2 separate regions of the Homo sapiens genome follow, and region 2 is linked to region 1. The links are chromatin loops, found by intact Hi-C in ENCODE. Cell type or tissue: sigmoid colon. All regions are shown on one strand. Each heading gives the region's core, and the rest is flanking DNA. Links, peaks and the distances in the headings are about the cores only. Region 1 has its middle 120 kb from the start of LINC01638. Region 2 has its middle 78 kb from the start of LINC01422.

Region 1 (8,431 bases), core at 1-8,000:
CAGAGAGAGACTCTACCTCAAAAAAAAAAAAAAAAAAAAAAAAAAAGTGGAGCTGATCTGGTTAAAGCAGAGGGAGATTCCAGAATATTTCCCACTTGAATCTTCTCTTACCTACTTCCCACCATGGAGCTACAGAAAACATGGGCACAGAGCCTCAGGGTTCCATGGAACCCGGTTTAAAAATTGCAGAAATGTTATGTGGATCCTCCTCTGGACTTCGATGAGATCAACATACTGCAGCTTCCACCTCTTGCACGACAAAGAATCAGACTTTGGGGGAAAAGTAAAAGCTGCTTTTCCTCCAAGTTAGGGCCATGCCCCAGGTCCTTAGGCAGATGCACAAGATCCTCCAGAGTGTTCTACATCCCCAGGCTCATCTCCATCAATTTCAGCTTCCACTTTCATTTCACGGTTTCATAAGTGTCCAGGTTGCCTCTATGTGGAGCTGCTCCCCACCACTATCTGTGCCTGGCCCACTCCCCATCTCTGGAGTCTCACCTTAGAGTCCTCTCCACCAACAAGTCACTCTCGGCCTCCTCCCAACTTGGGTGTTTTCCCTGTTGCCCCAAGACCAGCTCTGAGAGCTGAGGTCAGGCCCCGCCCAGCACGTAGTAGGTGCTCAATATGTTTGTTGAATGTTTCAGCCAACAAACCAAGAAAGGCATGCATAAAAAATGTGGACATGCAAGTTCATGAACATCCATCTTCATTCTCCTGGGATCAGTAAATTCACATGAGGTGAGCAGGGAGGGGGCAGGGAGGATGGAGGGGTGGCAGGGCACCATCCTCAGAACAGCTCCAGCACACAGTAGGTGCTCAGAGAGTGTGGATTTAGAGAAAACTGTGAGCCTAGCCATGTATCCAGGAGGTTCTATAGAAGTAACACTGAGCAGGATTTGGAGATCTGAAAACATGGTCATCGGCAGTCCAAAAATGTCCCTTAAACCTCAGGGCACAGTGCCACCTGGCCCAACTTCGCCTCACACACTGAAGAAGACGGTGTAGGACATTTTCTGAATGTGCACCCTCATTCCAACTGTTTACATCATTAATTCATACGGCCCAATTTGCATCTGCACACCAACTCAATACTTTTTATGATGCAATTACTACTCAGAGATGAATTTTTTATGAGTTTCCTTTTAATGTCTCCAGGGCCTTTTATTTTGAAGAAAACCTCCTTGTGGAAAATGGCTAATCTTTCTTACAGTGAAGACTGAAAGCCTTCTGGTTCTCCCAGTCACAACCTAAATGACACTTCTTCCAGGAAGCCTTCGCTGGCCTGGATGAATGGGGAGGTAGAGCTCCCTGTGTGATGGGCAGCAAAGTAGGTTGGTGGTTAAGAGAACAAAAAGTGGGGTCAAAATAACCTGGTTTCAGGTTCTCACTGCAGCACTTAGTAGCTGTGCAAACTTGAATAAGTAACTCAATTTCTCTGAGCCCCAGATACTTCATCTCAACATAGGGTTCAATAGCCTCTCTCCTAGACTTGCCTTTAGAATGAGTGAGATCTTACAGGCTAAGTACTTGGTGCAGAGTTAGCACTCATGAAATATCCACTACTATTATTATAACACACTAGTATAACACAGCAGCTGGCAGCCATCCACACAGATAGGTTCACCTTTTTGGCCTCCATAATTCATTTGGTGGTTATGGAGATAAAGGTGCAGGTGCTCACCCTCCCCCAGAGAGATACATAGCATATCTTAGGAGTTTAATGTCCATGAGCTTTGGTATACATCAAATTGTCTTTCTTTCTTTTTTCTTGATCATCACAGTGTTGATCAGGTCTGTCTACCAAATCAGGAAGGGGAAACAGGAGGGGAAAAGGTAGAGGGAGCCCTGGGGAAGCAGTTTGCCCTGGGGTGAGGTGGTGAAGGCAGCCTGGATTTGAACTCTGCTTCCTAGAGTTTCTGAGGTCTTGGGCTGGGAGGTGCCTTCTTTCCATTTTACAGATGTAACGCTTTAGGTCCACAAAGGGGAGGGAAGGGGCTAAGGTCCTATTGCTCCTCCCAGTGCCTGGAATAATGCGTTTTTAGGGAAGCTTCCTCTGAATGTCTAAGACACCCTGGATTTCCTTTTTAAAACACTCTCCCAACTTCTCGTAAAGGCTTTTTCTTTTTCTTTTATCCTCACACTTTATACTTTATATCTATCTTTCTCTATTCTCCTTCTTTCTCTCTCTCTCATCTATCTACCTTTATCTTCTTATTTTTTATTTGACAAATAAAAATTATACACATTTATGGTATATAGCACGGTATTTTGAAATACGTATACCCTATGGAATGGCCATACCAAGCTAATTAGCATATGTATTACTGCACATACTTAACATTTATTTGTAGTGAGAACACTTCAAATCTATTTTCTTAGCAATTTTCAAGTACACAATATATTGTCATTAACTATAGTCACCCATGCTGTACAACAGATGCCTCGAATTTATTCCTCCTGTCTAACTGAAATTTTGTATTCTTTGACCAACATCTCTAAAATTTCCTTGCCATATTATTGACAAAACATTACACATTCAAAAAATAAAACATTCAAAATAAAACATTCAAGCAGCACAAAAACTCTCTCACCTCTTTGAACCCTAGTACCCCAGCTTTCTCACTAGACACCAACTTTTCCCAATTTCCTGCAGATCCTTCCAGAGACCTTCTCTACAAGAACCAATATATCAAAGCCTATCCAAGGCTCTTGTTTTGTAGAAATGGACATGAAGTGCAGTCATTGCCTGTGCCTTCACTTTTGTCACTTAGGTGTTGTTCTGTCACCATATAGGGATCTGCTTCATTTAAGGGCCACATGGTATCTCATGCTAGAATAAGCCAAATTGCATTTAACCAATCTATCAATGGACGTTTTGGTTGCTCCCAAATCTTCATCTATTACTACATTTTTGATATCTGCCTTTCCCACCTGACTGTAGACTTTATGAGGATAGTGCAGTCTGTGTCTATTTTATTTCTGTCTCTTCAAAGTATAGCATGGGGTGTCTGAAACATGGTAGGTGCTCAATAAACAGTCCTTAGATGGATGGATAAAAGGATGGATGGATGGATGGATGGATGGATGGATGGATAAAAGGATGGATGGATGGATGGATGGATGGATGGATGGATGAATGGATGGATGGATAGATGGATGGATGGATAGATGGATGTATGATGTATGGATGGATGATGGATGGATGGATGGATGGATGGATGATAAATAGATGGATTGGTTAGTTGTAGAACCTGGACTAAGTCTCTGATTCTCCTACCCCACTCTTTTGTGGCCTGAGGGACCCAGCTCTTTGACAGTCTCACCCAAGGAGGAACGCAGTACGGAGTCCCCATCTTCAGGCAGAGCCAACAGTGGAGACGAGCACATGCTGTCCCGCTGTGCTCACAGCTCCATGAGCAATAGCAGGCTCCCAACCAAAGCTCTCCCTTGGACGCTCACAGATAGCAGCGGCTTCCCAAGGCCTGCTGGGTGGAGTTGCACCACGTTATGGAAACTTCTATTTCTGCTTTATAAAAACAAAGTAGGAAAGGAAACCTGGCTCGGCAAGAGACACATGCTGGCCTCGTGAGTCATCTTTCTCCAAGCAAGACCAGAAAATCCTCCCAAAACTGGGGCTTTCACTGAGTCTTTGGCCTACATGCTTATGTTTCTCCCTCCCGAACCCCAGAGCCCTGTACACATGGGAGTTGCAAACTCAAGTGCCCCCCAGGAGACTGGCCAGAAATGTACAATAAAAAGTGAGGCCAGCACATGGCAAAATGAAGGACACTTTTCTCTTCTACACCAGCAATCTTGTGTTTTTTTTTGTTTTTTTTTTTTAATGTGAAATATCTCAACTTTTAAATTTCAGAGACCAATGAAGATATTTTTTAAAATGCTACATAGGCTAAGTCAACTTACAGAGGGCTGGCTTTGGTCAGATGGCCACCTGTGTGAGCCTCTGTTGGATGCTCTGTTGGATGTGAGAGTCAGCAACACTCGAGATCATTTATGTTTTCACCTTCTCTGTGGACTGGGACTCTCTCTGTGCAATTCTGTATCTCTGAGACCCTGCAGAGTGGGAAAATAAAGCAATTGTTGTGTGCTTTTTTTGCTTTTAATTAATGCATTGATTTTACAGATACTTATTGATCATTCCATGTATATGCTAGTCTAGGTGATGTCCGTTTTGCATCTCTTTTCTATCTTCTTTCTGCATCTGCTGCATCCTAGTGGCTATAAGCTTAAGCTCTAGTTTCAAATTGCCTGGGTTCAAATCCTGGCTCTGTCACTTACTAGCTAAGTGACCTTGGACGTGGGATTCAGCTTTTTTCCCCAAGCCTCAGTTTGCTCACTTGTGAAATAGGGGTCATTATAGTCTCTCTCACTGTGAGAACTAAATGAACTGATGTCAGGAAATGTTTAGAATACCCCCTGGCTCCTGTTCAGCTGTTGATCATCACCCATTTGCCACATTCTTGTTAAATGCCCTTTATGGGTTAAGCTTGTGCTTGGCATTAAGGTTTCTGCCACAAGCAAAGTGGGGCCCACTCCCACAAAGACTTTCTTACTAAATTCTCAAAGTAACCCCATTGTACAGATGCAAAAACTGCGGGTCAGGGAGGGAAAGTGACTTTCCTGAGGTCACACAGCTGGTCAGTGTCTGAGATGGGATTCCAATCAAGTACATCTGTCCTTCCTACCAGAACCCATGCTTCTTCTGGGCGCAGAGAGATGGAAAGGATCCCTCTTTTCCCAAGGCTTCCCTTGACAGGCAAGGAGTTGGCCTCCGTTTCTGCAAGAGTCCCTCAGACAGCTCTGATCATTTTCAAGTGGACCCAAAAAGAGAAGGGCTGGCATGTGCTCATGATCCCAAGCCTGGGAGCTTGGCACAGCACAGGCCCTTCTTACTGGGCATGGAACCAAAATTCTTAGAAGCTTCTGACTTGTTTTCTCCTTTGGATGAAGGCATAGTGCATGTTCGCTGTGTGCCTCCATGCATGCCTCGTAACAGAGAATGGTCACACACATAGGGAGTCCACAGCTGAGGGTCATGTACCTTACCTTCCAAAGCCCCAGCCCTCTGCAGGGTGCTGTCTTGCCACCTTTCCAGGAACCGTGACCTCTGGGTTAGTTGGCAGCCAACATTTACTGAGCAGTTAATGCACATCAGACTCTATTCAAAGAACTTTACATTAACAGACTCAGTCTGCACAATCATCCCCAGAGAGGTAGATGCTATGGTACTTCCATTTGACAGATGAGGACACTGAGGCCCAAAAAGCAGAAGTAACTTGCTTAAGGTCATGATGCAACTCAATGTTAGATAAAGCCAAATGTCAAAATATGAGTTCTCAGAGGTCTCTGGGTTAGAGAATGGTCTTTCTGGCTGGTGGCACTTTTATGATGTGCCTCAATATGTCTGGGACAAAGTGGCATTCAATTAACCCAGCTCCATCCACCCATCTGTCCACACACTTATGAGTCGTATGATCCTGGGTTCATCAGTTCACCTTTGGGACACTCACTTCTAAACTGCAGGCCAAAATGCCAGTACTCACCCTTGCAGGAACGAGGACCAGAACACCTGAATGGGTAGTTACCTGCTTTGGGAAAGTGACATGCTGGGTAGGCAGAAGGAAGTGTTCACACCAGTATCCCTCATCTCCATCAGGCTTGGCTCTGAGCCCAGGTCAGGCTTGAGCACAGCCAATCAGTGACTCATCCTTGCTGGGGGCATAGTCTGCTGTTGTGTTAGAAAAGCTAGACCACAATGATTAATTCAAGCATGATAAGAACGTCTGGGCTCTAACCATCTGCTACTGTGTGACCTGGGGTAAGTCCCTTCCCTCTCTGGGCCTCAGCATCTCCAGGTACTTAGACCCTATGAACTCTAGGAACATTTTAGGCTCAGACAATTGATGGAAAATTGCAAAGACTCCACGGGGGGGGGGTCTCCCTCAACTAGTTTCTCTTTGCCCTCATGTCTGGAAATCTAGTGGCAAAAATGCTTGCTCTCCTAACTAATTTGTATCCACCTCTGGCACAAAGAAACCTCAGGACTAGTTTTCTGTTCCCGCAATTAATAATATTATTGTTGTTGTCGTTGTTAATATTCACTGCATTAACTGAACTCAATGTGCTGAGTCTTTTACACCCATTGTCTCTTTGAATCCTCAAACTAATCTCTTGGGCTAGATACTATGATCCCTTTCTCTTAACAGATAAGGAAAGTGAAGCTCCCAAGACTTGATTAAGTAGCTCAAGGTCATCCTCAGTGCCAGGATCAGAAGCTGCAATTTGAACTGGGGAACTCTGGTCTAGCCTTTCAGCTCTCAGCCATGAGACGGCACACCCAGCCCTGCAGATCAAAAAACAAACTTGCCCTTCCTCGCCTGAAAACGCTCCCTCACCTTGGCCACCCGGCATGAAAACATTCTGAATCCAGACTGCCAAGAAAGAAGAATCAAGAAAAAAGGAAGAAAAGAAAAATGAAGAACGCTTTGTTCCTTGAACTGTTCTCCACAAGCATAGTCTCCGCCAGGTACATTACTTAACTGCGGAGGTGACCCCCGACACCCCCCCCCCGCCCCCACCCTGGCTGCCTCGAGCTCCCTTGGCAGCCGGGTAGTCACGTGATGCCCAGACAGCCCTGGCTGCTATTCAAGCGTGTCCATGTGAAGCAGCTCTAGCGAGCATCGCTCCCAGAGGGGGAAGGCGGGGGCCCGAGTCAGCCTTGGACAAGGCCCCTCAGCCCCGCGCCAGAGAAGCCCCTGTCAGTGCCCACTGCCCTTTCAAAGACACTGCACGCTGGGCCTGCTCCCTGCACCCTTCCTTGCCCAGGAAGCAGCAGCGCAGGCCAGATGAAATGGCGGCCACAAGGTAGCATCGCTGAGGGGCTTCTGTTCATCAGAGTTCAGCCTGGTCTCCCGGCTTCACTCATTCATTAACTCACTCACTCATTTGTTCATTCAATCACTCATTCATTCATGCATTCATTCATTCACTCACTCAGTCACTCATTCACTCATTTATTCCTTCATTTACTCCAAACTTCACTCAATCATTCACTCACCCAATTATTCACATGTTCCTTCACTCACTCACTAATATATTCACAAATTACTTCACTTACTCATTCATTTATCCATTCATTCAATCATGTATTAGTCCATTTTCATGCTGCAGATAAAGACATGCCTGAGACTGGGTAATTTATAAAGAAAAAGGAGTTTAATGGACTCTCAGTTCCATGTGGCTGGGGAGGCCTCATAATCATGGAAAAAGGCAAAAGGCACGTTTTACATGGTGGCAGGCAAGAAAGAGTGAGAGCCAAGTGAAAGGGAAAACCCCTTATAAAACCATCAGCTCTCATGAGACTTATTCACTACCATGAGAACAGTATGGGGGAAACCACCCCCATGATTCTATTATCTCCCACCGGGTCCCTCCTATGTCACATGGGAATTGTGGGAGCTACAATTCAAGATGAGATTTGTGTGGGGACACAGTCAAATGATATCAATTCGAACACAACATATCATCCACTCTTCTCTGCACTGGGGACATAACAGTGAGCAAAATAGATGAGATCTTTTTGGAGCCTCAGTCTAGCAGGGTAGATAACCATTAAACAATAAACACTTAATTATTCAATTGCAAACATGCTAAGTTTTAGAAAGGAAGAATAAAGCGTATGATCATATATAATAGGGGCCCAGCCTTTTCAGACACCCAATTACAAAAGCATAGCTCAACTCCCTTTCACTCCCCATATTGCAAAGCAGATATCTACAAGATATCTACAAGAATCATGAAGGCCTAAAAATATGTCAGTGTTGGAAGAAACATCAATGATTATCTGGCTCTTGGTGGCAAAAGGCAGTGACATGGTATGGTCAAGGGCTCAGACCTTTGAGTTGATTTCTGGGTTTGAATCCAGCTCTGCTATCAACTGCATGCCCTTGAATGAGCTATTGAAACAATTGGACTTGGTAGAGTGAGAACAAACAGAGTACTAGAGCTGTGGGGGAAGATTAAATGAGAGCCCTATGCAAATCATTTAGCATGGGCCTGCCCCTGGGCAGCAAACAGTGCATGCTACCCTCGATCATGCTCTACTTTCATTGAGCATTGGAGGAGGGAACCACATGCCTTAGGATGATCCAGTAGGAGCCTGCACTTGAACCCAGGCCTCTGGGCTCCCAGTCCAGTGCTTTTTCCAAGCACAGAAGAACCTTTGATATACAATGGAAGAACCGCCATTCTCCTGTCTCCACCTGCTGTTCACCAGCCTCTGTCATAAATGTCCCAGAATCCTCACCCAAGATCAAGTCCTGACATCCAAGTGTCCCCCACCCCAGGTGGCTGCACAGCTGTCTTCCGGGGCATCTTGGTTGGTGGGAGGGGAGAGAGAAGAAGGCATCTAACA
Region 2 (8,431 bases), core at 129-8,128, 120 kb before region 1:
ACTTGACAATTTTCCCTTATCTCCAATCCACGTTGCCTGGCCAAGTTGTTCATGAAGGAGGCCTTATGATGCATCTCAAAAAAGCAACCCCAGCCTATCAATCACTCAGCAAATTTTGGAAGGAAAAACAGATATCAAAAACGAAAGTGCACAGTGGTAACATATGATATCAGATCCGTCATTCTTTACAGCAACATGGATGATGACGTTTGGGAAACAGCAGTTGTACCCAAAAGATAGACAGGCAGTTTTGACATATCTTGCCAGAGAAGGATCACCCACCTCATCCCGGTATCCCCACCTTCCCAACCCGATCACAAAGAATGACAGAATTACAAACAATCAGGCAGATAGCAGAAGCTGCGGACATTTGGGGGTGGGTAGTAACCACAAGATGAAGTTCCAGGGAACCAGGTATCAGCATATTCTCAGTCTAGGCAAGGGGGTGGCTGCCTACAAGGTGAGATTTGGTAGGCTCTGGGAGGACTCACTTGCCTCCAATAATGCTTTCAGTGGTCTGTCCAGGGTGCTGAATTGGCACCGCTCAGGGTTAATTAGTGTTGGCAAGGAGTCTAACAGGTGATGGTTATCAGCCATTGGCTCCTTTGTGAGAGTGAGTTTATTGTGAGCTAATAAAGCTGGAGTAGGGAGTAGATATCTAGAAATTACAATCATAAGCTTACAAAGGCCAGTTGATAACATAAGCAAGTTATAAGGCAATAGGGAGTGGTGGGGATTGTGGTTAAGTTGAGAGTACAGGCTCCACCTAAAAAGGGAAGCCACCACCCAGTTTCAGCTGTTTGAGGCCAGGTGGAATGTGAGACTGGCGATTTTAATCATAATTTATAGGAGGAGCTATACGCCTCTTTTATGTGAGATCTCTTGGTTTTAAATCCTGGCAACTAATTTTAATGTGTTCTAGGCTAACTCCTTATCTTAAGGCGAGGAGATCCAGGCCCAGAGAGGGGAAGAGACTTGCTCATAGCAGCTCAGAAAGTTGGCTTCAGGGTAGGGACTGGAATCCCATTGACTGACTCCCAGTTTAGTGCTCTTTCCTCTTTACTCCAGCATGCTTTCCTCTTCAACAGGAGAAGTCTTTCCTCTCTGACCCCTAAACTTAGAAAATACGAGTGAAGGGAAGAAACAGAGTTGGGGAGATGTCTGAGCAAACCAATTCTAAATTTTACAAGAGCACAAGATAGCCACAATTATTTCATCACACTCTAGCTCAGCTGAAGCTCCAGGCTGAGAGGTTAGAGGCTGGAGAATGAGGATATTAGGATTGATGGAGCAGTAGGCTTTGCAAAGATATGTGCCCCTCCTGGGCCATCTGCAGAGTTCTGGGACATCCCCTTGGGAGCACCTCTGAGCTCAAAGCCAGATGCTCCCCCTTTTCCTTTTATCCTAACCAGGTTTCACAAGAACAGATCCTATTGATCCCCAGTAGTAGCAGATTCTCTTTGTAGGAGTTCTCTGGGCAAGAAAAATCAGGCAGACCATAGGGAATAATCAGCCAGGAGGTATCTGGTCTAGCCACCTACCCTACCTCAATCCCATCCTCCATCTACTCCGAGGCTTGGGGCCCCTGAGCCCTCATCCCCAAAAGCTGGAGGAATCTTTCTTCCTTGACAATGCTGGGGACAGAGTCTGCATTAGACAAATCAACAAGGCCATCTCAGAAGAGACCAAATAGGAAATAAGAGGCCCCATTGCCTAATGGGACTTATCAATTATGATCTAGGGCCATATTTCTTTGAGGGGTGATTGTTTCACGGAGTCTGACATCTCATATAGCTTTAAATTACTCACAACCGGGATGGCTTACAAGATAGCAGTAAAATCAGGAGAGGATTGGGCAATGTAATTATAGTATGGAAATGATGTTGATCACTCAAGCAGGGAGCAGACCTTGAATAGAAAACCCTGCTCTGTCTCCCCACCCCCTGCCTTCCACAGCTCCCACTGGAGCTTTAGCCACCACATCCAGGAAACCGGGAGGTAACCTCCTTCCTACTTGGAAGCTGGAAGGTGGCCAGGTCCCTATGTAGAGTATAATGAGGTGTGGGGCTGGTGTGGACCAAGGGATCAGGACCAAGGGCAGATCCCATGGGACCCATTATCAGGTTAATGGGAAAATCTGAGTCGGCAGGGCTAACCCATTACGCTAGTTTACGAAGGTAACAATTTCCCAAACGGTTAATATGTGCGAAGAACTATATTAGGATCTGAAATTTTATACATATCCTTCCTTCCTCCCTCCTTCCCTTTCTTCCTTCCTTTCTCCCACCCACCCTTTCTTTCATCCATTCATCTATCCATTATCCATCCACTCTGAAATACTTCATTTCATTTTTAATTCCCCTCCTCCTTCCTTCCTTTATCCCGCCCATCCTTCCTTTCTTTCATCCATTCATCCATTCATGTATCCATCATCCACCCATCTGTTATGAAACTATTAAATCCATCCTTTCTTTCTTCCTCCCTCTCTCCCTTCCTTCCTTCCTTCCTTTTATCTACTCATTTACTGAGTACCACCTCCATGCCAGAAAATATGTAAGGCTTTCAAGGATACAGAGATGGATTATTTCAACTATTCAGTGAGCATATACTATGTGCAAACATTGTGCTAGCATCCAGATAAGGAAAAACTCATTATTCCTATTATTCCTCAAATACTTACGGATAATTGACAAGTTTGTAGGACTACTCACTGCTCATCAAATCAATTTCTTTTTTTTCCTGAGCACACAGTTTAAGCTACATCTCCCAGCCTTCCCTGCAGTGAGGTCTGGCCATGTGACTGAATTCTAACCAAAGAAACTTGAGCAGAAGTGATGTGGGCTAGTCCCTGGCTTAGCCACAAAATCATCCTACTCTTTCTCCAACCTGCCAGCTGGGCTTCAGCACCCAGTGTGACCCTAGAAGGCCACTTGTCGAAACTTGCAGGATCATCAGGAGCCTGGGTTCTTGAATGAACAAGTGGAACAGAGCTTCTCTCTCACTCCTGATCCTCTGCTGCCCTGAACCTGCATTGCATCATCAGGTAAATAAGATAAACCTGTGCTTTTTGGGCTGAAGGGGCATGGGTATTGTCAGTTGCAGTAGTCAGCTACACTCTATACCAGGTGCCGGGAATGTAAACATACATGCAAACCTTTCCTTGGCACCTACTGTGGTCCAGGCAGCATACTGAGTGCCCGGAATGTGGAGCACAGCTCATTCATTCAAACACTTATTGTTCTAGGCTCTGGGGCTATGGAGACAGATAAATAGCAATTAATTGGTCATTTTCACAAACATTCATTAGGTAATTAGTATGTCCTAGTCTTGGAGTTAAACACTGGGGGCACAGAGGACAATTTATTCAATCATGGATTAAGTTTCCTACCACGTGCTGGACACTAGGTTAAGCATTAGGGAATCGAAGATAGACAAGACTCCTGTCCTCAAGGCATTCACCATTTGGTGGAAGAGCCACATCACATCCTGGTGGTGTAAGTACAGAAAGTGTTCAAATAGAACTTTTTATGAGGTTGTGTGGTAACCCAGGAAATGATCTCTACTTGGAGCTGAGAAAGAAGAGGTGGGAGCAGGGAAGATTTCAATAAGTGGTGGTTTTATATCTGGGCAGATAATAGGTGGAAGGGAAATCCAGGCAGAGGACACAGCATGTACTAAGGAGGTGTGTCCTGGGATCAATGAGTTCTGCGTGACCGGAGCTCAGAGACAGGTGGCAAGGACAGAAGCAGGTGAACAGGGTGGCAGCCTGACTCCAGGGCAGATGCTCTTCTCTTTCTCCCTGCAGTGTTTGTGTGATTGGAGCTAGCAGGGGTCAGAGGCTAAGACTGACTCCACCTCTGGCTGAGGTGGGAGTAGACATTCTGTCTTATGCCTCTCCCACTTCCAAGGACGGCGGCTGTTTTGTTTCTCCTTTTTAAACAATACCTTTTACGGGAGCGCGAGCTCTTAATGTTATCCCACTAATATTATCTCCATTTTATGAATGAGCAAACTGATTATCAGAGAGGTAAATTACTCACTCAAATCACACAGCTGTCTGATCCCAGGGTTGGCACTTAAATGTCCAAGTGAGATCACATTCACGATGTGCTCGTGGCCCTTGCAGAGTAAGAAACAAGTTTCCAGCCCCAACAAAGATGCAGAGGCTCTGAAAGTCTCTGGGGGTGATTGACTATATTTGGCAGAGGCCAAGGAGCTTCTCCTCCCAAACACTAAACAGAACTGGCTCCACATGGAGCTGGTGTGTGTGTGTGTGTATGTGCGTGCAGTTAGGGGTATAAGGGTGGGGGAGTCCTAGCTGAGCCAGGACCAGCCCGAGCTATGCCGGGAAGGAATAAATCTCTCTCTGAGCCAACATTAATATAAGCTTGGCAGGTTCTGGGCAGGCCCCCGGTTGATTATGCCAATGGACACTGGGGAGGGGAAGATTAAGCTGCCGGAGGGTGGTGTGAATGCATATCACACAGGGTAATGCCTTGAAAATATATAGCATCTAAGCAGGCAGACAACTGAAGGCAGGGTAAAGGAGGATGGTGGGAGGTGGGGGATGGCATCTGTTTGCAATTATGATGACCAGAACCCACTGAACAAGGCTGAGGAATAAGATACCTAGGGTACCTACTTTAAGTGAGTTGCAGGAGAGCCAATTCTAAATTCATTACATGTTTACTGGGCACCTACTCAGTGCCAGGCACTAGGGGTAAAGGAGTGAATAGCCAGACACAGCCCTGCCCTCATGGAACTCATAGACCTAAGTAAGCCATCATGCCAATTGGATACATGTAACTGCAAAATGTGCATTAAGGAAGAGGGCAGAGAACAGTGAGGGCCTGTAGCAGCTTAGGTGGAGATCAGGGAGGTCTACCTGGAAGAGATGACATTTGAAAGGAGAGCTGGCCGGGTGCGGTGGCTCAGGCCTGTAATCCCAGCATTTTGGGAGGCCAAGGTGGGTGGATCACTTGAGGTCAGGAGTTCAAGACCAGCCTGGCCAACATGGTGAAACCCTGTCTCTACTAAAAATACAAAAAATTAGCTGGGCGTGGTGGCAGGCGCCTGTTAAGCCCAGCTACTTGGGAGACTGAGGCAGAAGAATCGCTTGAACCCAGTAGGCAGAGGTTGCAGTGAGTCGAGATCACACCACTGCACTCCAGCCTGGGCAACAGAATGAGACTCCGTCTAAAAAAAAAAAAAAAAAGCAAGTGTATTGGGGTTAATTGGTTCATTTTATCCCAGCACATCTGTGAGGGAATTTGACAAAGGTCATGAGGCTCAGCCCAGAATTTGAGAGCCATGGACAGCCATGTCCTAGAGAAAGAGCATGATGACCTGCATAGGAGTCTGGCTTGGAGATAGCTAATGGGAAAGATCTGAAAAGGCCAAGGGTCTATGGAGAGCCAGAGACCTCAAGACAGCATAGCAGAGCAGGTCACAGAGTAGGCTTCTTATCCCAGGGCTTTGGAGGCTAAGAAGCTGCCTTGAGCACTCATCAGCTGGAAATTCAAAAAGAAAATAACAAAAACCAAAATAAAATTTAAGATTATTTCCTTTGGAAACATCTTCTCACCTCAAGTTTGGAACGAGTGGTCTAATCTATTTGTCATGTATTAGTATGGTCATATTCAGCCAACATAGTGGTAATTATGGTAATAATGGATACCGGTAACAATAATTCATTCATTTGGTGAACAAATGAGAACTTACTATAGGACCAACACTAAACTAACAACTGGGAATAGATTGGCAGAGACTGGGATGAAGTCTGCTTCCATGGAGCCTGCTGTTTTGTCTAGGGTAATATTAACTACCCTTAGTTGAGAGTCTGCTAGGCACCATCTAAACAAGATGTGCCATGTCCCCATCCCCTTCCTTAACCTCCCAGCCACCCTCTGGAGATGGCACTCACAGCAGACATTGTTGGTCCCTGTTCAAATCCTCTTTGCCTGGTCGGTGCACCCAGCCCTGAGCTACTATGAGTGTTGGTTGCTGACTCCTCTCCCTGCTTCCCAAGATTGGCTCTAGAACTACCTTGCTCAGAAATGCCTGAGAAGTTAGGCACACTCAGGGATTGTCTGTAGTCAGTGACTAATATAGGAGCTCCCCTGTCTTCCTGGAGGGCAATATTTTGGTGTCATTCATGGTCCACAGCTCCCAGGAATCAGGCAGAGGTGAGCACTGAATTGAAACCACTACTTTGCCTGGCTTCTTCCCCTTCTCTGTTCAGTTCCCCTCATCTTTACAAGTTTTTCTCCTGAGAGCTCTCCCAAAAGAAATCTCTTGCATAAGAGTCACCAGAGCCTCAGGGACAGGACTAGGGTGAGGCAGAAGAGGCACTCAGGGCACAAAATGTAAGGAGGCTTCTACTTTCAGGGGTTGGCTTTGCACCTGTATGTGCCGGAGAGTGAGGGTTTCTTTAAATTTTGTACCCTGTGCACCTCACTTGCCATCTAAACAAGATGCGCCATACACACCCTCTTCTCCTGTCCTCACTCTGGCCCCAGTTCCAGACTTAGGTTCTCCTTAGGAAACACAACTCAAGACAGTATCTTCTATTGTACCTAATCCATAGTTGGAGACATGAAATTGGACAGACTCAGAAATTTATCCAGGATCCCACAGCTTGGAAGTGGTGGACCTCAGATAATTTGAAGTCAAATCTGATTGTATTGTCTTCAGGGAAATATGTTTGCTTATATTGGGAGCTGAGACTCAAAGGTGAGTTAAATTGAGAAAAGACATCCCAGATCTTCAAAGAGACCTCCAGTTTTATCTGGTGCAGCCACTGCCTCTAGGCACCTACGACAGTTGCTATGGCCATTTTAAGGATGAGGAAACTGAGAACCAGGTGGTTAAAAGTCAAGACTGAAGCCACACTAAAGGCTTAATTCACCCTTTCAGAGCTACCTGAGTGAGGAGGAACAGAATCAGGACTTGGATGCTCATGTCTCTGGCTTTGACACTTTGAGGTGGTCTTGAAGGTTGAGAGGGATCTGGGGGGGCAGCCGGTGGTGGGTGGTAGAAGTAGACAGTGCTGCCCAAGATGGTTGGCATGATCCAAGAAAGGCAAACCTCTACCATGGATCTGACCTGAGTTTCAGAGGAATGGGGTTGCCCTCCATATCTTTAAGCCTGGGGTGTGTACCACTGTCTGTTGGCATGGGATTTATTCTCTGCCTGTAATCCATGCATGGCCTTGTAACTGCCTCTCTGCTAAGTACTGACACAATCAGGTCTCAAGGAAAAACGGTTTTCCTTTGCTCACCTCATATTTATCTTATTATGATCTGTCCCTGCAAATAGAGCAGCTGATTGTGCTATTATAATGATGGCTTAAGATGTCCCCTCCTTTTCTAGTTCAGTTTCTAAGCGGAATTACCTGTTAAACCTGCCATCTTGGAGTTGCTAAAATGGAAATACAGGAAGAAAGGAATTAACCTGTGGAATGGAGGATCAGTAGGCTGGAGGGGGAACACCTGGGTGTGTGATCTTTGGCCAGTCATGGCTCAGTCTGGACTATAGTTTCTTCCTCTGTAAATTGGTGGGAGGGAGGCTCTGTCCAACCCTATTTTCTCTCTCCATCCTTCTAGATGATCCCACCTCCCCAAACTCTATGGTCTTCTGGATGTGCAAGATATGTGCACTGGTGATGCACGCGAGCCTAGGAGGGGGTAGATTCCAGAATATGAGTTTCTGGGGCCTCGGAAAGGAAACAGCTATTTATCATGCATCATTATACACCCTGCTGTCTGCAGATACTTCAGTGTTACTGCAGGGGATTCTCTGAATTTCTCCGCTTTTGGCTTCCCATTTTCCCCTTCCCCCAGCTCAATCCCCCATTGATCCAGTCCCCTGCACTCTGGAGGCTGTTTCAATGGAAACTTATGATCTAGATCTAAATGACTTTTAAGTCACCATTGCCTGGTTCTGTGCCAAACCCATGCAAAGGAGGAACTGCAAAATTACCTAACTTTTCAGAGTCCTGGTTCCGAATCTCTTACTCCATGCCATTCCTTACTGTGTACTGGACTGTCTTCTGCTTCCCCCAAGTTTCTTGCTCCATCTTTCCTCCCCTTGATGGCTTGATGTTTCCTGCAACATGATTCTGGATAGATTCTCAAGAAAGAGAATGAGCTGCTGTATATGAAGTTCTATGTGTCCCAAATGCTTTCAGCTAGTCCAAAGACCAGGAACCATATCCCTAGGTTTTACCTCTTCCCTGTATCCCTGACATCTATAAAATAAAGGCTTAACTCTTCAGCAATACAACAGCTAGTCTCAATGAGTCCTTCCCCTCTCCATGCCATTGTCCAGGCTGTTCTCCCTAATTCTCTCTAATTAACAGTTAATTAGAGCTTATTTTGTGTTTTTATGACAAGGGGATGCAATAAGCAATCTCGAGAGCTGTGGATTCCAG

Evidence for each region. A loop is a pair of places that touch in the nucleus more often than their neighbours do. Peaks named below come from ENCODE experiments on the same cell type or tissue, not always from the same donor. Only the 100,000 strongest peaks of a DNase experiment are listed, where the experiment ranks them.
Region 2: it touches region 1 in a loop (3-fold over the local background); 2 of 110 quality-filtered maps call a loop at or near these places.

Annotation. Positions count from the first base shown.
Region 1 is chr22:27,102,291-27,110,721 of GRCh38, forward strand. No RefSeq gene overlaps it. Among named protein-coding and RNA genes, the nearest start is that of LINC01638, 120 kb to the right of the region's middle. In sigmoid colon, for the core only: no CTCF peak of the experiment used is centred there; DNase peaks (open chromatin) are centred at 3,471, 4,840, 5,711 and 6,621; H3K27ac peaks cover 191 bases.
Region 2 is chr22:26,977,422-26,985,852 of GRCh38, forward strand. No RefSeq gene overlaps it. Among named protein-coding and RNA genes, the nearest start is that of LINC01422, 78 kb to the left of the region's middle. In sigmoid colon, for the core only: no CTCF peak of the experiment used is centred there; DNase peaks (open chromatin) are centred at 3,870 and 4,310.